Linked DNA regions of Homo sapiens: regions 1 and 2 are each linked to region 3. A link is a loop called in an ENCODE intact Hi-C map of the cell type or tissue named here. Cell type or tissue: gastrocnemius medialis. All regions are shown on one strand. Each heading gives the region's core, and the rest is flanking DNA. Links, peaks and the distances in the headings are about the cores only.

Evidence for each region. A loop is a pair of places that touch in the nucleus more often than their neighbours do. Peaks named below come from ENCODE experiments on the same cell type or tissue, not always from the same donor. Only the 100,000 strongest peaks of a DNase experiment are listed, where the experiment ranks them.
Region 1: it touches region 3 in a loop (4-fold over the local background); 6 of 110 quality-filtered maps call a loop at or near these places.
Region 2: a loop joins it to region 3, with 14 times the contacts of the local background. A loop is called at or near these places in 6 of 110 quality-filtered maps.

The regions. Positions count from the first base shown.
Region 1 is chr2:98,172,244-98,179,787 of GRCh38, forward strand. All of the region lies in intron 8 of VWA3B (von Willebrand factor A domain containing 3B), which reads left to right. Among named protein-coding and RNA genes, the nearest start is that of VWA3B, 89 kb to the left of the region's middle. In gastrocnemius medialis, for the core only: a CTCF peak has its summit at 3,796; no DNase peak of the experiment used is centred there.
Region 2 is chr2:98,158,519-98,166,062 of GRCh38, forward strand. VWA3B (von Willebrand factor A domain containing 3B) reads left to right here. Exons shown (of 28, transcript NM_144992.5): 8 at 4,333-4,458. Among named protein-coding and RNA genes, the nearest start is that of VWA3B, 75 kb to the left of the region's middle. RefSeq lists an enhancer at 4,462-5,008. In gastrocnemius medialis, for the core only: no CTCF peak of the experiment used is centred there; DNase peaks (open chromatin) are centred at 2,253, 2,893, 4,353, 5,943 and 1 weaker place; H3K27ac peaks cover 4,000 bases.
Region 3 is chr2:97,865,794-97,873,337 of GRCh38, forward strand. All of the region lies in intron 4 of TMEM131 (transmembrane protein 131), which reads right to left. Among named protein-coding and RNA genes, the nearest start is that of TMEM131, 130 kb to the right of the region's middle. In gastrocnemius medialis, for the core only: no CTCF peak of the experiment used is centred there; DNase peaks (open chromatin) are centred at 3,808, 4,768 and 4,838; H3K4me3 peaks cover 685 bases; H3K27ac peaks cover 4,000 bases.

The sequences.
Region 1 (7,544 bases), core at 2,072-6,071, 310 kb after region 3:
TAGGGGAGCTAGAAGGGTGATGGTTTTCCCCTGGAGTCAGGCGGCTTGGCAGCCTGGGCTCTCCTCTGACTGCCCCAGCCAAACTCTGCGTCATTCTGCTGGTCAGGGGCCTGCTGGCCAGGGGCCTGCTGGCATGCCGGTGCGTTCCTCCCGACATCCAGCCACCTGTGTGTTCCTCCTCCGATATGCTCCTCTCGATGTCCAGCTGCTTCTGTCTCTGCACAGAATGGGGGCGTGACAGGCCAGGTTGGTCTTGGGAAATGCAACATTTGGGCAGGAAAACAGAAACGCATGTCCCCACCTAGGTCCATGGGGGTGGAACCCTAGCCAGGGTCCACACCCTTCCTGTACCCAGCACTTTCCTTCCCCACTTCCATATCGTTTAAAGGGACCAGCTCTTCCCTTCCCAGCACTTCCGCATCAATAGGACTTGGGGGTGGGGGAGATGGAGGTGTCAAAAGTAAGCTCCTAGATGGATATGGTGTCGTCCACTACACTGAGAGAATGCTGGAGGAGAACTGGGTCAGGGTGGGGAATGACACATTTTGTTTGAACCTATTGAGACTGAAGAATCCTTGAGAGCCCGGTAGAGAAATAAAGGACGCAATTGACTATGTAGGTGGAGAATTCAGATACACTATTGGGGTGAAGTGAACATTCTTGGTATAAAGATAAATATAGACATATCAAGCAGGAACCCCATGTTTCTGAATCTTTGACCCCTAGTTTTTTGGACTCTGATAGCCACAGAGGTGAACATATCATCTGAGTTTTCTGTTCTGCACCAATGCTAGATGTTTAATAAGTGTACTAGATGAAGACTATTTTACCAACAGGATGACTTGCAATTTGAGAGCAGAACAAGCTAATTTACAGAGTACTTGTACATGTTTATCTTTTCAAGAGTGTCTTCCCTTTTTGCTCAAAGAAGGCTGCAGAAGAGATCTGGGGCAGGGCGCAGCTGGTTTCTTATGCAACCAGAAGCGAATGACACACTTGTCAAAGTGTTCACACTTCAGGCAAGGCAAAGGATAAAATAATATTTCTTCCCAGAACTCACATTTTCTTCAGAATGCCTTTATATATGTAGAGCTCTGTGTAGAGTCAAGTGAACTTTGACAAGGTTGATTGATAAGCAACAAGTGAGAATGCCAGAAAGGACCAAGACTGTGCTTACTCAAATATGTATTTTCCAATGGGCACTGAGCTTCGCATTTTCCAGACAAAAAGCACACATGGCAAACATTTGCAGAAAAATACCATGTAATTCTCCCATGATTCAAGATTAATTGCTGAAAATTTTCTCCCCAAATTTGGGAGAATTGGTCGATTAGCATTTTGTAGATGCTATACATATAACTTGGGAAAGATACTGGAATGCGATACAGGTATGGTGAAATGTCAATGTTAAAAATCATGTTGTTAAAAAATGACTGTGGAGGGCTGGGCGCCAGTGGCTCACGCCTGTAATCCCAGTACTTTGGGAGGCCGAGGTGGGTGGATCACGAGGTCAAGAGATGGAGACCATTCTGGCCAACACTGTGAAATCCCATCTTTACTAAAAATACAAAAATTAGCTGGGTGTAGTGGCGGGCGCCTGTAGTCCCAGCTACTCGGGAGGCTGAGGAAAGGAGAATTGCTTGAACTCGGGAGGCGGAGGCTGCAGTGAGCCCAGATCGCACCACTGCACTCCAGCCTGGGCGACAGAGCGAGACTCTGTCTCAAAAGAAAAAAAAAATGACTGTGGAAAAGCACAACAAATCTATTGAGGAATTATATTTCGTGTATTTGGACCCCTAATTATGGAAACACCAAAAATACCTGGGCAAAAATGGCAGAGTTAAGGACCTTCAAAACTTCTCCTTCATAGAAGGCATAAGGACCTTATCAGAATCAACCTTTTTCATAACTCTAGAAATTAACCCAAGGTGTGCAGCAATCTGGGAAGTGTTTATTCAAGAAAAATAATTAAATCTCAGTAAGAATAGTGAGCTGGTGGCATTTTAGCTAGTCCTATTCACATTCCCCAGCTCCAGCTCCTCACTAACCTTAAAAACGAACAGTTTGTGATCACAGTGGAAACCACAGGCTCACAGCCACTGGAGGGGGCAGGATGGGGTTGGAGTTCCTTCAAAGCTTCATTTCCAGATAATTCTCATTATGTGACCTGTTCACTGGCTCTCTGGAAGACCCCAGTTACAAAGCTTTCTTTATTTGACTTCACTCAGTTCTTCCTCAGTGGGAAAAGCCTTTTCCCTGGGAACCGTTGTCAAAAACAATGAGAGGTGATTGATTAATTTTGTGGCTGACTAAGGTTGTAGATAACAGTCAGGACAAACAAGAGGTAAACCAAAACACTTAAGATGAAAAACTGGGGAATGGGATGTCCATTGGTCTTTCCAAAGCTCTGAGGTATTCCTGGGAATCTATCATGCATAGCCCAGGCAGGCACATGCACAGGGCTGTGGGCATGCCCAGGCTATGCATATGTTCAAAAAAAGACTCAGGAGGGCCCTAAGCTCTCATCTTGGGCTGACCCTGAGGCTCTGCACAAGCAGGAAGTAAAGGCTGAGGGAGAGTTGTTAACTGCTACAGCATGGAAAGTGTGGCCTGATACACACACAGCTCCTCAGCAAGGAATAGTCCAAAAGATTTAAGGAAATCTCTGTTCAATTATTAGCTGACCACTGAGTTAACTGAGCAGAGACTCCAGTGGCTACAAATGATAAAGAATGCAGATTTTACAGAATTCAGGAGTGATAAACAAACAACCACCAAATCACAACAAACTCTGGGCAGGTGGGAGAATCTGATTTCCAGAGTTGCTGCATTTTATTATTTAAAATGTCCAGTTGTCAACAACAACAAAAATGAGGCATGCAAAGAAATAAAGTATGGACCATACAAAGGAAAAAAAGCAATCCATAGGAACTGTCCATGAGGGAATTGTCCATGAGGAAACTGTCCATGTCCAGGAGGAAGCCCAGACATTGACCTTACTAGATAAAGATATTAAATAAGCGATTTTAAATATGTCAAAGAACTACAGGAAACTATGTCTAAAGAACATAGGAAGTATAAGAACACTGTCTTACCAATTAGAGATATCAATAATGAGAGAAATTTTATTTAAGAAGCAAATAGAAATTCTGTAGTTGAAAAAAGTTCTGGAGTACAAAGTATTGAAATGAGGAACTGACTAGAGGGGTTCAACACCCCGATTTGAGAAAGCAGAACAAACCAATGAATTTTTAGATAGCTCAATTGAGGTTACCCAGTCTGAAGAACAAAAGGAATAAAGAATGAAAAAAACCAAACAGAGTCTTAGAGACCAATGGCATACCATAAACATAACAACATGTGAACAATGGGAGTCCCCAAAGGATGGGGGAGAGAGAGAAAGAATATTTGAAGATGTAAGGGCTGGAAACTCCCTACATTTGATGAAAACATTAATTTACCCATCCAAGAAGCAAAATGGATTCCATGTAGGATAAAAGACACCCACACCTAGACACATTATAATCAAGCTGTTGAAAGCCCGTGGGGTGCTCCAGAGAACATTTACCTGATCTCCACAATGAATCCGTTTGGTAGAATGTTGGTGGGTTACCATCCTCCATCTCCTTCATTCCCTCCTCCCCATTTCTTGGCTCCCCTGCAGTGCCAGGCAGATATGCTTATTGCATGGTACTTTAGCAAGTGTAGGTTGACAGCAGGTTTAGTTAGCAACTGCAGCAAAGGGCTTGACTGCTCAGAGACGAGCTTCTCTCTCACACCACACTGTCGCCACCTGGCTCCCGGATCTCAGATTGGGATGGGCTTCATCTTACCTTCAGAGAACCCACAGCCCTTGCAGCTGCTCCATGCTGAACCGGCTCACAGGGCTGAAACCTCACTCATCTCACCAGCAGGCGAGACCACATTTCTTTTCCTGACAGTTGTTATGTTTCTCCCTCCTTTCCCAGCTGTCCTCAATTCTGGTTTCCTTCCTTCTTTTCTCCCCTCCCTTCCTTCCTTCCTTTCTTCTGTCCTCCCTTCCCTCCCTCCCTCCCTTCTATCTTTCCCTCCTTTCCTCCCTCCCTCCCTCATCATCACCACTTAACATGTGAATTTCAGGTCACTCAGTCTAAATTTCCTTAACTCCATCAATCCTGTCTCACTTCCTAATCTCAATTGTTCCATATTATACCAAACATCTCCCTCCCTCCCTCCCTCCTTCCTTCCTTCCTTCCCTTCTTCGGTCTTCCCCTCCCTCCCTTCTTTCTCTTCCTCCCTCCTTCCTTCTTTCCTTCTGCCTTCCTTTTCAGCTAATTCACAGCATTCTTTTCCTGTACCACTCCCCATGTGGTGGCCAAGAGTTTGTTCATTGTCTCATGGCACCCATGATCACAGGGGTTATGGTCTCTCAAATACAAGCCCTCTAAAATGTTCTATGCAGAAAGACTCTGGGGCTAAATAGCTTTGGGAATCTTGCTTGTGGTAAGCCCCACTGCCCATTCCCCTAAGAAAGTCTTACAGAAGTCCTGTGATCAAGAATCCTTTGAAACTTTCCTTTCAAGCTCCCCAAACTTTTTGTCTAAGGAGCCCTCTTCCTGAGTAGAAGCCACTGACATGCAGTGGAAGCAGTTTCTGTGGGACCCACTCTTGGAAACATCAGACTTGGTCTAGAGTTCCAGTTTATTCATACGCTGACAGCCCCCCTGAAAGGCATGTGGGGCTAGCGTGGCAGGAATGAGGTGCCAGGCAAGTAACATTCAGTGGAGGAGGCTGGGAGAAGAGAGTTATGGTGGTGAGAAATCCCTGATGGCTGTGAGCCCCTCTGGAGCTGAACCTGGAGGGTGGGTGGATGAGGGACAGGAAGAGGAGTGGGCACTGATACCTATGCCCAATTTATCTATTTGTGTGTGGCCCTGGCTATAGCAGGGATGGTTTTCAAAAGCATTTTCCCAGTAGGTCTTTTTCATTGAAAAATGTTCTGAGATTGACAAGTGGGATGGGGAGGACAGGGCTGGTCAATTCTGTGGCATAGATGTGCTCCCTTCTCATAACAGAAAGAACATCTTTAGCAATCTGTCCTGTGGAATAGGAAAGCCATGTAATCAGGATTAGCTGTGAGCTCATACTTCTATAATAAATGAATTCTCTGTGGGTGAGAATTCATGTAACATTTTTAATTAAGATAACTGCAGGGAAAAGGAAAGGACCCCTTAGTAAGTGACGCTAGTGAATGGATGATGCCCTTCCCTGCCCCTCCCAGGAAAATGAGACTCAGCCACTAATTGGTGTAATTAGCACTGGAAGTTAAAAGATTTCCCTCCTTTTTTTTTTTCTCCTTTCTTTAGCTTTAGAGTGCCTGGGTTCTTTGGTTTTGATTGCTTGGTCATCCTTTCTTTCCTCTATGAAAGTTCAGGTGGCTCTGGCGGCTTGCCTGAACCCCCTTTTCAGATGGTAATTGGGAGCCTGAATCCTGCCCTCAGGACTGCACCGCCTGGTCCACTGTGAAGTTGGAGTCAGAAGTTAGTCTCTGACTCTTTCAAAACCCTTGCGAGGATTGGTTCGAATGTGTTTTTAGGAAGTTCTGTGGTACACTTGAATTTATACTTGATAGAGGGCTCTTAACTTTTTTAAAAGAAGGCAGCCCAAAACAGAGCAGAAGGGTATAATAAGGTGTGTGTTGCTATGGAAATAATTGAATGAAAATTTAATTTCCTACTGCACCTATTGATCAGGAAAAAAAAGGGAGAGGAGAAAAGGAAAGGTCTTCCTAAGCAGAAACACAATGAATGGGAATATAATTAATAATAATTGAAGAAAATGTCACCCCAAGGGTTTCTCCAAGGAGGCTGATCTCCCTGACAGAAATGGCGGCATCCTCTTTTTGCTGCTTCTTTGTGATGGGAGAGAGTGTGCAGGCGAACCCCAGGGACTCGGAGCTCTGAGAAGCCTCTGGCTTGAGCTCCCGGAGAAGCGTGAAAAAATGTTTTGTGATTCATGGAAAAGCCAGCTCCAGGTGTCGGGGATGCTGCTCTGAGGGGCTTTTGATGCAAGGTTGGTTTAAAGTTCAAAATCCAGAACAAGCTTCTTTGAGAAGTCCCCACTCTAGTAGGTTTCAGAGTGAATTCTTTCAATGGTGTTCTATTAAAATTCAAGGACATGGGTCTCATGAAGCATTAATGGGCAGGTCCTTTACACATTATACAGAAGGAATTGGCTCTAACATGATTTATGTCTTCCCATCTTATCCTAATTCTATATCCCCTTAAATATAGTAATAGGAAAGCCTGGGTCATATTTTTGTTTCCCTAACAGTGAGTGCTACTTTTTAATTAATAGTACTTCACTTGCATGTGTGTCTGATGGAAGCATCAGCTGATGGGGTTACCAAGTCATAACTGAGAAGCCCTTTCCACCTTAAGCCAGTGGCAAAGCTTGGCTGCACAATACAGTTGCCTGGGGAGCTTTGTAAAATCCCAATGTCCAGGCCACACTCCCAAACCAGTTAAAATAGAATCTAGTGGATGGGACTCAGGCATCAGTATTTTTTTTAAAGCTCCTCAGGGGATGCCACTGTGAAAGGTTGAGAGCCATTAATGTAAGTGGAGTTAAACAAAACTCTATAGCGCTGGTGGACATCCTACGTGATAGTTCATGTTAGAAAAAAACATTTCCCTGCCAGGAACCCCTTCTGCGTCTTCGTAGGGCTCCCGTGGTCCCAGTGGGGCCAAAATCTCAGGGTCCTTTCTGCCTTCCTTCCAGTGGTGTGCAAATGTTTAACAACCCACTCCCGGGAATGAAAAAAGCCCCGATGTGTAGCATGTGCTGATTTCCAGATTCCATAAATACTCCCACCATGGTCTCTTTCATCCTACCAAGCGGCCATCGCCCAGCATGGAGTTGGGAGATGTGCACAGCCAGCTCCAGACACCAGTGCCTCCTCAGCTTCACAGTTCCTCACCCCTCCTTTGTGTCCACCCCTGAGTAGCTCATTCTCCCTTAGGTGCTGTTCCAAGTTTCGAGTCATCTGGAAAAATAGTTTTCTGCTTGTGTGATATGCTGGCTTGTCCCGCTCAGGTAACATAACACAGTCTTCTCAGTGTAGATTACCTCTGGAAAACACCACGAGAATGTGCCTGAGGCTGGAGATGTTTAGGCAATTGGCATTGTGGTTATTCTTTTCCCTGTGAAGCTAAGGTGAGTTGTCCTAGATAGGGCACATGAGGTTTCTGAGCCTGCAGGGTGGAAAGCCAGGCTGTGAGTCAGGACACACTCACCAAGGTAACAAAGGGGCTTCAGGGGAGGCAGCCTCCTAGCCTTCGCGTGTTGATCGCCTCCACCTCATCACTTCTCTTTCCACCACATTACAGAGCATTTTCACGTGACCTACCTTCCTTCCTTTCTTCCTTTCTTTCTCTTTTTTCTCTTTCTTTTCTTTCTTTCTTTCTCTTCCTTTCTTTTTCTTTCTTTCTTCTTTCTTTTTCTTCTCTCTCTCTCTCCTTCCTCCCTTCCTCCCTCCTTCCTTTCTCTCTTTCTTTCTCTTTCTT
Region 2 (7,544 bases), core at 2,072-6,071, 290 kb after region 3:
CTTCTAGTTCTTTGTGTTCTTGGGAATTGGAGGTTGAGTGACAGGCAGCCAGGAACTGAAATGCACACATGGACAGGTTCACTAATGGTGCGGCCCGAGCGTGTCCTGGCAGCAAGAGGATGGAGTCTAGTGGTGCCCTGGTTCATTCCACGGGACTGAGAAGGGGGAGTAGGAGGCAGCTCACCGTTTCCTGGGGGTGGTGGAGTCAAGACTATGTCTTCAGTGAAGGGTGGGACGGGGTGGGTGCAGCGGAGGGCTCAGTCCTCTGATACAGAGGACAGGGCTGAGAGGACAGTGCTCTGACCGGGTTCATGGTGCAGAGTGTTAGAGGAGTGTCATGGGAGCTTTGAACCCTGACCTCAATGCCAGCCCAGGGAGCTGGGCCCTGGTCACTGCATCCCCAGCACCAATAGGACCCACCCACTACAGAGGAGATGCTCAACACATACTTGCCAAATGACCGTATTAATGAACTGGACTCTGGCAACTGGGTTTTATCCTGTAGGTGAGATGTGGAAGATTGGACAGGGAAATGGCATTTGGCAGCAGGTATCCTGTGGACTTTTCTCCTTGACATCAAAACTTCCTGTCCTGAGTCTCATTTTATTTGTCAAACTAGCCAGTCTGAGAAGTCAATACTAGGTGCTAATGAAAAACAGCAGCAGACTGTGACATTGCTCCCAGGTATGTTAGCATTTTAACACGAGCCTGCAAATTGTTTTTTTGTTTTGTTTTGGTTTGGTTTTTTTGTTTGTTTTTGAGATGCAGTCTTTCTCTGTCACCCAGGCTGGAGTGCAATGGCTCTCTGCAACCTCTGCTTCCCAGGTTCAAGAGATTCTCCTGCCTCAGCCTCCTGAGTAGCTGGGATTACAGGCACCTGCCACCACACCCGGCTCATTTTTGTATTTTTAGTAGAGACGGAGTTTCACCATGTTAGCCAGGCTGGTCTCAAACACCAGACCTCAGGTGATCCTCCTGCCTAGGCCTCCCAAAGTGCTGAGATTACAGATGTGAGCCACTGCGCCCGGCCTTCAAATTGTTACCAGGTGTCTGGGAGGGCAGCAGTCATGCAAGGCGGGGGATTGGGCAGGCATGCATTCTGGTTGGAGAATCCACTAGGTCTCCTGAATGACTCCATTAGGAACCGTATCCAGCTTCTGTTGTCAGGCAGACCTTAGTTGGCTTCCACCTTGACAGTCAAGATACATACAGCTTTGGTTGGGCACGGTGGCTCATGCCTGTAATCTCAGCACTTTGGGAGGCTGAGGCGGGTGGATCACCTGAGGTCAGGGAGTTCAAGACCAGCCTGTCCAACATGGTGAAACCCCATCTCTACTAAAAAAATACAAAAATTAGCCAGGTGTGGTGGTGATCCCAGCTATTCGGGAGGCTGAGGCACAAGAATCGCTTTAACCTGGGAGGCAGAGGTTGCAGTGAGCCTAGATCGTGCTACTGCACTCCAGCCTGGGCGACAGAGCAAGAATCCATTAAAAAAAAAAAAAAAAGATACATAAAGATACATACAGCTTCCTGCTGTTTCATCTCCTCCCTGGTGTAGCCTGGAGAATTTCAAATTCACGGAGGTCTGAACAGCGGGGTTTCCTGTGCCCCCATCGTCTTCCATCCCCAATGGGGCTCTGTCCCTCGGCTGTGGCTATCTGAGATCCCAACTAAGTCCTTAAAAGTGACCTTGATAAAACTGGCAGTGCTTCCTTACTGTGTGAGGAATAACTTGAAATAAAACCTGTGCATTGTCATGATGCTTTTACTGTTCTGTAGCTTTCTTTTTCACTGTTTTTTTGTTTTGTTTTGTTTTCTTTTCTTTTGTTTTTAAGCAAAGCAAATCAGATGGACTTGTGTTGCTCTCTGATCACCGACATAGCAGTCTGTAGCTGCTTCATCACGATCACTAGACTGGGGTAGTGATAATCCTAGATACTGCCTGCACAGGGAGCACGTCCCGGTCACTGCTGTCCCAGAGACACATTTCCCTGTCCCTGGATGACCAAGAGCCGACTGGGTTTCCTCGGAACTTTCTCCTTTGACCCTGCCCTGTGGTGTACTCCCTCTTAAGATATTATTGACAAGTCTAGAGGAAAGCCTTGACTCATTTGAAACTTTTAAGAGACTCCTGCTACTTAACACCTCCAGGCTGAAGCAAGCAGCTGGCAGTCTGTCTTGATTTTACAGCGTTCAGAGGGCCTGTGGGCTTAAGGTTCGCATTTGGCAGCAGCCTGTGTTATTTTTGGATTTTCAACATGGAGCTCAGGACACATCAGATTTCACTTCCTAGGCTGTTGATGGCCACAGAGCCATGGTAGCCGTCCGTCTCTGTCAGGGCTTGTCACTTGCCCCTTTAGGAACATAGCTATTAATACTCTCTCACTTGATTTGTCCCACTTCAAGAGGCTAGAACTTTGATGTCCCTTTTTTCTGCCCTACCCTTCTTGACTATATTTTAAAATTCAGAAACATCAACTCTGGTCTGCCCTAGTCTGCCTTGTTGGCTTAGGATCAGTCCTTTGGCCCCGGGTGGATGAGTCTCCTGGGGTGCCCCGTAGACTGGAGGGTGGTCTCTCATCATCTGTGATTGTGGGATATTGGGCATCAGTTAATTATCATGCAGACTTGGGAAGTGGGAGGAAGGGGCTTTTCGGTGTATTTGGTGACAGAACATGTCTCAGCCAAGGGGCAGGGACTGCCAGTTGCCACCCAGATACACTCCCTTGCTCCTTAGGCTGTAGCCCCAATTTTACTTAGGGTTGCAGTATACCCAGCCTAAAAGCATTTCTCAATTTCCCTTGCTGCCAGATGGGGCTGCGTGATGCCATTCTGGCAGTGGCTAAGTAATGAAGCTGTGGGGTGGGCCTTCTGGGCAGGGTGCCTCGAAGGAACTGACTCCATCAGGGGGTGTGCTTCTGTGTCCTCCCAGTGGCCCTGCTGCTCAGGACGTGCTGCTTGGCACTAAGGACACCATGTTGAATCATAAGGTGGCTGAAGACAGAAGGATGTGCTGAGATGACCGAGGAGCAGGATAGAAAGAGTGTGGATCTGTTTTCAAGATTTTAAAAATTAACCTTTTTATTTTGAGATAATTATAGATTCACAGGCAGTGGTAATAAGTGATACAGGGAGATGCCCATCTATTATTTATCTATTTATCTATTTATTTATTTATTTCAAGATGGAGTCTCATTCTGTCTCCTGGGCTGGAGTCTCACTCTGTCTCCTGAGCTGGAGTGCAGTGGTGTGATCTCAGCTCACTGCAGCCTCCGCCTCCCCAGTTCAAGTGATTCTCCTGTCTCAGCCTCCTGAGTAGCTGGGATTACAGGCACGGGCCACCACGCTCAGCTAATTTTTGTATTTTTAGTAGAGACGGGGTTTCACCATGTTGGCCAGCCTGGTCTCGAACTCCTGACCTCCATTGATCTGCCCGCCTCGGCCTCCCAAAGTTTTACAGGATTACAGGCGTATGCCACCGTGCCCAGCCTGCCCATCTATTCTTTACCCACTTTCCCCCATAGTAACATAGTACCACAGCATGGCTGGGACCTTGACTTTGATACAGTTAAGGTAGCAGGACAGGACCTCTCACCGTGCACCTCTGCATGGCACACCACAGAGTGCACATCCATTTCCCCCCGGCCCACCCGCCCCAACATCTAGAAACTGCTGATCTGTTAGAGCCTGGATCTCGATGAAGGCAGAGCCTGTATCCCAGCCCTAAACCACTCTCCTTGGCATGAACTTCGATTGATTGAAAGACATAAATATCTAAATTAATGGTGCCATGTCATTTTAAAAAAGTGTTATAGAGTCAAACCTATCCCTTAACTGAGACAGTAGAGGTCCAGAAAAGGAGACCAGGCAATCACTATTACATTGGGGGAAATATTATACCTGTGGTTTCAAAGAAGCAGGACACCTTGGCTACATGGCGAAAGGATTAGGGGTTGTTGCTTTCACAACATTCCATTGCATTTCCCCTCCTCGCAGCGGTGACCCTGGCTTGTGTGAGGTGCTTTTGAATGTTTTTATTCCTATCTTATTTGGGTATTATCAATAATTCATTTTAAATATTCTGGCTGCTACAAACATTTACTTTAGAAGGATTTATTGTATCCTAAAGTCTGCATTTATGATTTCTTGAGATGATATCACTTCCTTGGGGATTTCAGTTCTGATTCTCAGAAAGAGATTAGTGGGGGAAGCGGAATTTGATGTTCAGAAATGTTCCAGAAACTTGGCTGCAATGCGTCAGGCCTGCTAGGCGGGCTGCCACATTCCTGGGCCTGTCTCAGCCGGCCGCTCATGCTGTGTCTCCCCTTTTAGGAGCTGGAGTCAGAGAGGACGTGTTTCTCGTTTGGCAAGAGATGGAGGAAGCCTGCAGCACGCTGGCCCAGATCCAGAGGCTGGTGGCCGAGCCTCCCAAGCCCGACGTGGCCACTGTGGACTGCGGTTGGTGCTATTTCTGGTCACTGGTGTAAAAGATTCATAAATGTTACTAGCTGGGGACCAGGGGCTGCTTCCATGTTCCTGACCAGAGAAGCTCCAGAGCCCAGCTGCGAGGGGCTGCTGAGGAGAGCAGCCAGAGCTGTGTGGGGTGAGGGGTGGGGAGGGGGCTGAACACACATGCATGGACATGTGTGTGTGTGTGTGCCCACGTGCTCACATGTGTGCATATGTGGAGATTGTCAGTACCCAGAGCTGGACAGTAAAGTGGTAAAAACAGATGCTTGGGCCGGGCGCGGTGGCTCACACCTGTTACCCCAGCACTTTGGGAGGCCGAGGCGGGTGGATCACGAGGTCAGGAGATCGAGACCATCCTGGCCAACATGGTGAAACCCCGTCTCTACTGAAAATACAAAAATTAGCTGGGTGTGGTGGCCCGTGCCTGTAATCCCAGCTACTCAGGAGGCTGAGGCAGGAGAATGGCTTGAACCCGGGAGGCAGAGATCACAGTGAGCCGAGATCGTGCCACTGCACTCCAGCCTAGCAATGGAGAGAGACTCTGTCTCAAAAACAACAACAACAACAACAATAACAATAACAAAACAGATTCTTGACAAACTCTTGTATACTAAGGAAAACCAGACCTCTGTATAAAACTGGGCTCAATTCTGAGTACAACATGGACAAGTGGGGATTCATAGCCAAGGTCAGGGGGACGCCAGTGGATGGAAAATTATTAAGAGGAGATGTTAAGGGCAGGGGGGCTTCTCGCTAAACCAACTTGACAGGATTCTTTCAGGAGAGAGGCCAGTGTGATCAGATGTCGCCTGGGGGACGGTGGGAACGAGGATGTGGATCAGATAGCAAAGCGATCAGATACTGAGGGTGGGGCATTCTGGCTACACTGACTTAGGCTTTTTGCTAAAATCAGGCGATGCAGAGATGAGCATAGAAGTGCAAAGGTTGAGGCCTCGCTGAGAAGAGCATTCAGAGGAGCCTGGCTGAAGGCTGGGCAAGGGGAGACTGTCGAGTTGCCGGTGCTCTTCCAGGGAGGAGGAGCAGGAGAGCTCAGTGATCGGCTCGGCCAGCCTTGACCCTTGCCTGCAGACAAAATCCCATCCACGCTGTCTGTGTCTGTGCAGGCAACCATCTGACTTGCTCTCAGATGCCTACAGGAAGGCCTAAATCAGTTTTCTTTGAGCAGGGTCCAGGACCTTGCGGCAGAAGGGGACACAGGCTGGGGAAAAAGTGTGGAATGTTTACTTGGAAGGAGTAGTGTGAATGGGGGTTTGAGTTATTAATATTAAAAAGAAATTATTAAAATCCAGTTGCATTTCTGATATTCACCTAACACTCTTCTATCTAATTTGGAATAGCCACTTGAAACTTTGGAGTTTGGAAGACTGATTTGCATTCCCTAAATGGTAGTAACAGCAATATGACCACTGAATGGGCACATACTATGTGTCAGGTGCTGCCCTGAGGGGTAGGCCTATATTTAGCTCATTTAAGCCTCATAACTCTATGAGGGAGTTTCTTATTATCTCCAACTGACAGGTGAGGAAACTGAATTACAGAGCGATTAAGTCATTGGCCATGGTCACATAGCTAGCAAACGTAGTCTGATTTTGAACCCAAAATGCAGAACAGCAACTTTCCTGCCTAAACTTTTACAAAAAAATATTAGCAGTGAGGCTGTACTCATCTTGATGTTGGTTTCCATGATTTAATTAGCACCTACCCTATTCTGAGTAAATGAAAGCACTTCTTGGTGTTTGATGGGTTCCAGCCCCACAACTGCACCATACAAACAACCTCACTGCATTTTTACTAGTGAAAGACATTGAGACTACACAAAATATTTTCTCCCTTTTTTTCTTATAAACCAAAGCATTTTTCATAACAATGGACATGAGTTTGGGGGTGAGAAAGACCTGGTTATAAATCCCAGCTCCATCACTAGACCCACCTGAGTTTGTCTCTTTTAGCCTTATTCTTCTGCACAACGACTATCATAATCTTGATGCTGAGGAACCACTGTACAGACAAAATACAATGATGCATGCTCCACACCAAGCAGGGACTTGATGTCAGCGCATTCTTTGCCCTTTCACAATTAGGGGAGTTGGTACACGGATTCTCCTGCATGGCCTTTCCTCTGTAAGGTGCTGGTTTCCTTTGGGGCACACCTGGTGGACGCACATACCTTACACATCAGGCACTGTTTAAGGCTCCTTATGAGCGTTAGCTCATTTCATATTTGCTACAATCTTAAGAGACAGGTGCTACTGCTAGTATTATCTCCGTTTTGGCTTCAGTAACTTGCCCAAGGCTACACAGCTAATGAGATGATGAAGCCTAGATTCAAAACCTAGTCCACCAGTAAAAATACTGATATCTGCTTCCCACCCACCGGACATGTAATCAGGATGTCTGATTAAATCATCCTGATTTAATCCCTATGGGATGACATTGGGACTTTTGAAAGCTCCCCGGGTGATCCTAGTGTGCAGCTAATTTTGGAACCACTGCCAGGCTGCAGTGCCTCCTGGGTTACAGAGGTGCAGAGGGCAGAGGGCAGGGAGGTCAGGCCGGCTGGGAAAGGGATGCAGTTAGAGGAGAAATGGGGATGGGGACTTGTGTAGAGGGAGAGAGAGGTTGAGGCATGGGCAAGCCTGCTGTGTGACTTGATAAATTCCTGGTGACTGTGGCTTTTTCCTGTGACTGGGTGTCCTGACCTGGGCTTAGGGCACTGGTTGCTGTGGTTGCATTGCCAGGGTTGGCTCCCTGGGTGTTCCTGAGAGGGACCTAATAGGCTTGTCTGGAGGAGCTGCTCACATGTAGTGACACCCACTCGAAAACCCAGATGGTCCCCTGTCATCCTGCAGATGAACAAAATGAACACCAAGCAGGGGACCCAGGCCAAACCCAGCACCTCCGCCCGGCAAAGAGAATGGGGAGCCTGCTGCTAAGGCATTTGTTTCGGGGAGTGTGTGGCCTGAATTGTGCCCCCCCAGTTCATACAATGAAGCCCCCATCATGAGACTGTATTTGGAGACAGGGTCTTTAAAAAGGTAATTAAGGGACCAGGT
Region 3 (7,544 bases), core at 2,008-6,007:
TGGGAATAATTGGTATTAATTCTTCTTTGATTGTTTCATAGAATCCTTAAGTAAAGCTATGTGGAGCAGGGCTTGCTTTCTGGCAAGTTTTTGTTTTGTTTTGTTTTGAGATGGAGTCTCGCTCTGTCACCCAGGCTGGAATGAAGTGGCACGATCTCGGCTCACTGCAAGCTCCGCCTCCTGGGTTCACGCCATTCTCCTGCCTCAGCCTCCCGAGTAGCTGGGACTACAGGTGCCCACTAACACGCCTGGCTAATTTTTGTTGTATCTTTAGTAGACGTGGGGTTTCACCGTTAGCCAGGATGGTCTCGATCTCCTGACCTCGTGATCCGCCTGCCTCGCCTCCCAAAGTGCAGGGATTACAGGCGTGAGCCGCCGTGCCCAGCCACTTTCTGGCAAGTTTTTAAATGACTAATGCAAACATTTCACTTGTTATAAGTCTATTCAGATTTTCTATTTCTCCGTGAGTCAGTTTGTGTATTTTGGGTCTTTCCGGAAATCTGTCCATTTCAACTAAGTTAATGAATTAGCATACAGTTGTTCATAAAATTGCCCTGTAATCTTCTTTCTATAAAGTTGACAGTAATGTCACCTCCTACATTCCTGATTTTAGTAATTTGAGTCTTTTCTGTTTATTCCCTGGTCAGTATAGCTAAAGGTTTGACAATTCGATCTTTTCAAAGAACCAACTTTTGGTTTTGTTGATTTTGTTATGTTTTTCTATTCTGTATTTTATTTATTTCCTCTAGTTTTTATTATTTCTGTTTGCTTTAGTTGGCTCTTTTGCTAGTTTTTTTAGGGAGAAGGTTAAGTTTCTGATTTGAGATATTTTGGTGTGTATATGTTTCCTTCCCAGCAATGTTTTTGCTGCATCCCGTAAGTTTTGATATGTTTTGTTTTTGTTCATCTCGAAGTATTTTCTAATTTCCCTTTTGATTTATTCGATTCACTGATTATTAAGGAGTATGTTTATTATCCCAAGACTTTTTTGATTTCCAATTTATTTCAGTAGAAAATTAAGACAGAGAACATACTTTGTACAGGACGAGTATCCCTCTTACCTGAAATGCTTGGAACCATGAGTGTTTTGAATTTCAGATTTTTTCAGATTTTGAAATATCTGCATTACACTTATCAGTTAAGCAACCCTAATCTGAGAATCTGCAATTCTTCAATAAGCATTTCCTTTGAGCATCATGTTGGCACACAAAAAAATTCAGATTTTGGAGCATTTTGGATTTTCAGATTAGGAATGTTCAGCCTGTATTGTTTAAATCCATTTAAAATTACTAGTGTTTGTATTATGGATTAGCATATGGTCTATCTTGGAGAACATTCTACATATGCCTGAGCTGAATAAGTATTCTGTTGTTGAGCATGGTGTTCTACAGATGTCTACAAGTCAAGTTGGTTTATACTTTTTCCAAGTCTTCTATATCTTTATCTTCTGCCTAGATGGTATAGCCATTATTGAAAATGGGGATACTGAAGACTGTCATTATTACTGTCGCATTGTGTATTTCTCCCTTCAGTTCTGGCAGTTTTGCTTCATATATTTTGGGTGAGTCTCTGTTATTAGTTATATATATATATGTTTATAATTGTTATATCTCCCTGGATTGACCCTTTTGTAATCATAAAATGTCCATCTTTATTTGTAGTAACTTTTTGGTTTTAAAGTCTGTGTTGTCTGATATGCTTTTCCCCTAGTGATGCCCTGCTGTACAAGTAGTGGTCACTGGGGAAGGGGTGGTAGACCCTGGTCTTCTCAGCTTGCTCTTCCTAGTGTGGAACTTATCCTACTAGTGAGGTGAGCAAGATTGGGTTCCCCAGGTTTCAGGCCTGCTGCATCTGGGATACAGCATCTGTCCTAGAGTGGGGTGGGTGAAGAGAGACCCAGTCCTTTCTGAAATGTGCCTGAAATAGAACTTCTGCAACATAAAGTTGGAGATGATGAGAAATGCTAGCAGCCCTCCCTTCTCAGGGTGAAACTGCAGTCCCAGAGTATAAACTGGGGTTAGAGGGAGCTTCTATAACAAGGAGCTGGGGCTTGAGGGGTATGTGGTGGGGAGCATAATAGAATAGGTTGTAGCCCAAATGCCAGAGACTGCCACTGTTCTTATGAAGATTTACAACATTTTTTTGAATGAATAATTTCCTGCAACTTTAATAACTTTTTAAAAAATAATTCTCATTAGTTAAAGTACTGTCTGTTGAGGTGGTCCATTGAGCTCCTTACTCCATTCTTAAAATCCCATGCCCTAAGGGTATATTTGCTTCAAGTATTCGGAAGCTCCATTGTTAGATGCATGCATATTTCGAGTTGTTATTTTTGTGTATCTAAATTAACCCCTCTATATTTATGTAATATCCCCCTTTATTCCCAGTAATAGTGCTTGTTCTGAAGTTTACTTTGTCCAAATTAACACAGCCCTTTCACGGTTCTTTTGGTTAGTGTTTACATGGTAATATCTTTTCCATCCTTTTATTTTTAACTTGTCTATGTCTATCTATCTATCTATCTATATATAAAATATTGTCTATGTCTTTATATATATACACACACACACATATATGTAGGTTTTCTGCTAGTTGTGTCTCGCTTTTTTATTCAATGTGACAATCTTGGTCTCTTAATTGATGTGTTTAGATTATGTATATTTAATGCAATTATTGATAGAGTTAAAGTCTATCATCATGCTAGTTACTTTATTTTTTTTACTAACTAGGAAAGCCGTGCCCACAGACTGCACTGGAGAGGTAGGATCCCACAGGAGAGTTTCTCTGCTTTACCCAGGGAAGCAAAATCCTGGCCAAAAATCATTCTGTGGCTGACGTTCTGTAGATTGCACATTATGAGGTCCACAATCATTCTGTGGCCTAACAGTTCAGAACAACAACAACAACAAAAAGTGGGAACAGGGTTTGGGTCCTGAGGCAGTGATAGATAGGTATCCAGAAAAGGTCTGTAAGAACATATTTGGAGTTAGACAGTAGAACTCCTCAAACCAAGAAGCACTCAAATTGTTGAATTCCTCTTGCCTCCGTGGAGACTCAGATCCTTTAAATGACAGGCTCATCAATCCCAGGTGGGGTTACGACACCATGAAACAATTAGGGAAATGGGTACAAACCACAAGGGGCCTCAAACTACAGCCACGATACTGCAGGAAGCTCAATCGATACAATATAGAAGATAAAAGTCTTCTTCCTCAAGCTTCATATAGACATTTACGTAGAAAACAACAGCGCACAGAAATAAAAACATCCTCCTTGCATCCTGAAAGTTCACCAACTGTATGCTTTCTTAAGAAAAAAAATGCTTTTACAATTCAAATAGACTTCAGGCTAACTGGCAACCATTCATGCACATCCCTGTGAATTCCTTCTCAATGTTTTTCCTTGTGTAACTTTAGTACAATCAATCTCAGCTAAGATAAAGAAGACAGGATACATAATGGACAGGTAATTTGGGGTATCCTTCAAGAAGACAGGATTGGAGGTGGCCTCCTGCAGGAGAGGGCTGTGGGGAAAAGAGACAAGTGTGGAAGTGCTAGGAGCCTGGAAGCAGGAGTGGATCAGAATGCTTGATCTGCAATGCTTCTGAGGCTGGCCCTGCCCTTTCTTCCAGGGATCAAAGAGGAAAGGCATGGGCCACATCCCATAGAAATGAATGAACCCTTGCTCAGAGGAGATGAGTCATCTACTTATGTTGTTCAAAGTAGCTTGGAGTAACAAGAACAGAGGGAAGCTGTCAGGAAGGACATCAGCAGGCTATTTTAGTCGTTGCGTGCTCAAACAGGGCAGGCTGCCTCTAGCTCTGGGCAGTCCACACCACAGGAAGCAAAGGGAGCGGGCACTCCTTGGACAGACTTGCTCACAGACCTCATAGGTCTGTGAACAGCTTGCCTTCCTCCTCACCATCCTCCGTTCCTTTGGTGACATGAGCAGAATCTAGACCATGGAAAGTACATGACCATTTGTAAACTCACAATGTGTTGCTTTTCTATACTATGTAACAAATTACCACAAACTTTGAGGCTTAAAGCAATGCCCGTTCATTATCTTACAATTCTGTAAGAATGCCTGGTTTATCTGCTCGAGGTCTCACAAGGAAATGCAGGTGTCAGCAAGATGTGTCCTCATCTGAAGCTCAAAGTTCTTTTAAGTTCATTCTGGTTGTTGATAAAATTCGGGTTGCTTTCAGTCTTTTGCCATATGACCCTACCATTTTCAAAAGCAGCACGAAGAAACTCTCTTGCATCCAATATCTCCCTTACCTCAAATACCTGACATTTCTGTTTCTGATTGCTAAAGCCAGATTTTAAAGGTTCGTGGATTAGGTCAGGCTCACCCAAAAAAAATCTATCTCAAAGGTCAATTGATTTGGGGCCTTAGTTACAGTTTCAAAATCCTCTATAGCAACACCTAGATTGGTGTTTGATTGAATAATTGGGAGAATGTATGTACAGGTACATTAGAGGCCAGAAATTTTTAGAATTCTGGTCTATCTTAGAATTCTGCCTATCATAAGCAGGATATATGACTACTTGGCTGAACAGGTAAAATTTAAAAATAAAACAAAGATTTCCAAATGCCTGCCAGTGCTGGTCCTGTTTGTTTCCATTACTGGCTGTCCAAAGACAGAAGTAGGGCCAAAAGGGACAGTGTGAGGTATTTATAAACCAAGCTGAAGCAGGCATACAGCTGTTCTCTGTGCTGCTGCAGCAGAACTACGAACTGTCCATATTTTCGAATAGTCTGAGGCTCAAAAGAATTAGAAAGCAGCAGCTATGAATTAGAGACTAGCTTGGAAAGTAAACTGCAATTTTGTGGTCAAGGGCAAGTTTCCTACACCACAGAAAGATGACACTGCAGTGCCAGGAAACAGCTGAAGAAATGGCTTAGCAACTGCCCTGAGGCAGACCTTATGAATGACAGTGACACAGCACTCTGTTAAGCATAGTTTTGGGCAGGAAGTCGGGTCAAATCAATATGCAGTACTTTGTACCACTCAATTACCGCAAAATACTACTATCCTCCTTTCAAAAACATTTTAGATTGAAGGCTGAGCTGGGGAGTTGATGTAAAATCTTTTATGGAAAGATTGGGTAGGTAGGAATTGAAAAGCTAAGAGGCACCAAGTATCCCTTTAGGGGGCCTATTTGATTTTCTTGGAATACCAAAAAGTCATCAGAGAAAAATGCCTTTCATAAACTAAATTTATCTTGACAATAAAGACATCTATTTTTAGCAATAGTCTATTCAACGTCCATTTTTTTTATAGCCATGAAGTACCTACTTTAACCTTCAGATCTGAAATCAAGATTTTCTGAATGTAATAATTATATAAGCCAAAGATTTTAGTAAACCAAGTTTCTACCCAAAGCATCTTTTACAGCCTGCAATGAATGTCTGGAGTGAAACTGCCTTTGCAAAATTAGAACAGTAAGAGAAATCTGACATAGTTGACGCCATCTTGCTTCTGACCTCCAAGCTGTCCTTTGTCATTTCTGGGAACAGGCAAAGCTAACTTTGGGAGGAATTTAGTTTATAGTTTAACATTAAAGCAAGGATGATAATAACCTTTCCCAAAACGAAACTGCTTCTGAAAACTAATGAAAAGCCATGAGGTTAGGGTTATCAGAGGGGCCTGAGATAACCGGACATTGTCTGGGAGATCATAAGGTTTCTAAATTTCCCAATCACTCCTGTAGGAAGCATTACTACTACAGAACCTAAGGTTGGTCTTTTGAGAGATCCTTTCAGATGTTTGCATTTCTGACAACTGGCTGACTCAACCGGTCCTGTGGCCCCCACCCAAAGGCTGACTCAGAGCAGGAGGACCATATTCCACATCCCTATGATTCCATCCTCAACCAATCAACATTCCTCATTCCCTAGCCCCCTGCCCACAAAACTATCCTTGTAAAACCCTAATCTCCAAGCCTTCAGGGAGACTGATTTGAGTAATAACTCTATCTCCTGTGTGGCTGGCCTCATGTTAGTAAAACTCTTTATTGCAATACCATGGTCTCAGTGAACTGGTTTTGTCTGTATAGCAGGCAGGAAGAATCCATCAGGTAATTATAGGAGTTGCTATGGAAACAGAAAAACATTTAACAGCACTGGCATAAAAATGGGGTCGGGGGGGGAGTGGAGAATGGGAGGGGAGCCAGTGGTGTCTAGATTGCCCCATGGGATTGTTACAAGGAGAGAAGAGGAGAGAAAGGGGGAAAAGAAAAGAGGGGGAGGGAAAGGGAGGAAGGGCAGAGAGAATACAGGTAGGCTTAAAGAATAAATTTAAACAAAAAGTCTGAAAACAAAGAAAGCTAATTTGATCTGTTTATTGTGAAACAAATTCTACAGGAGAGTAGGAATGATCAGGGTAATGACAGGAGTCAGCACTGGGGTCAAGAAAGAAGCAAGGGAAATTCTAGATGCACCCTTCCTGAAGGGCCTGATACTTTTTAGAAGATGCCATGAGTTAGAAAGACTCTAACTCCATTTTTGATATTCAACTGTTGATAGTTTTCAAGCCCCAATGATGCCCCTTTACCTTTAGCCCCAAACCTGGGCAAGCCAATCAAAAAGCCCTTCTCTCTCGGAGCTAGTGAGAAGTTCCAATCATGCAAACCCACTCCAGCCTTGCTCCCCAACCGCAATAAAAACCAATTGCTGGCAAGATGGCCGAACAGGAACAGCTCCAGTCTGCGGCTCCCAGCGAGATGGATGCAGAAGGCGGGTGACTTCTACATTTCCAACTGGGACTGGTTAGACAGTGGGTACAGCCCACGGAGGGCGAGCCGAAGCAGGGTGGGGCATCACCTCATCTGTGAAGCACAAGGGGTCAGGGAATTTTCTCTTCTACCCAAAGGAAGCTGTCAGGGACTGAACCTGAGGAACTCTGGCACAGATACTGCGCTTGTCCCATGGTCTCTGCAAGCTGCAAACCAGGAGATTCCCTCCGGTGCCTACCCCACCAGGGCCCTGGGTTTCAAGCACAAAACTGGGCGGCCGTTTGGGCAGTCACCGAACTAACTTCATGAGTTCTTTTTTTTCCATACCCCATTGGCACCTGGAACACCAGCAAGACAGAACCATTCACTCCCCTGGAAAGGGGTGCTGAAGCCAGGGACCCAAGTGGCCTGGCTCAGTGGGTCCCACCCCCATGGAGCCCAGCAAACTAAGATTCACTGGCTTGAAGTTCTCGCTGCCAGCACAGAAGCAGTCTGAGGTCAACCTGTGACAATGGAGCTTGGTGGGGGGAGGGGCGTCCGCCATTGCTAAGGCTTGAGTAGGTGGTTTTACAATCACAGTGTAAACAAAGTCACAAGTCACGGGGAAGTTCGAACTGGGCAGAGCCCACTGCAGCTCAGCACGGCCGCTGTGGCCAGACTGCCAGATTTCTCTTCTCTGGGCAGGGCATCTCTGAAAAAAAGGCAGCAGCCCCAGTCAGGGACTTATAGATAAATCCCCAGCTCCCTGGGACAGAGCACCTGGGGAAAGGGGCAGCTGTGGCCGAAGCTTCAGCAGACTTAAAC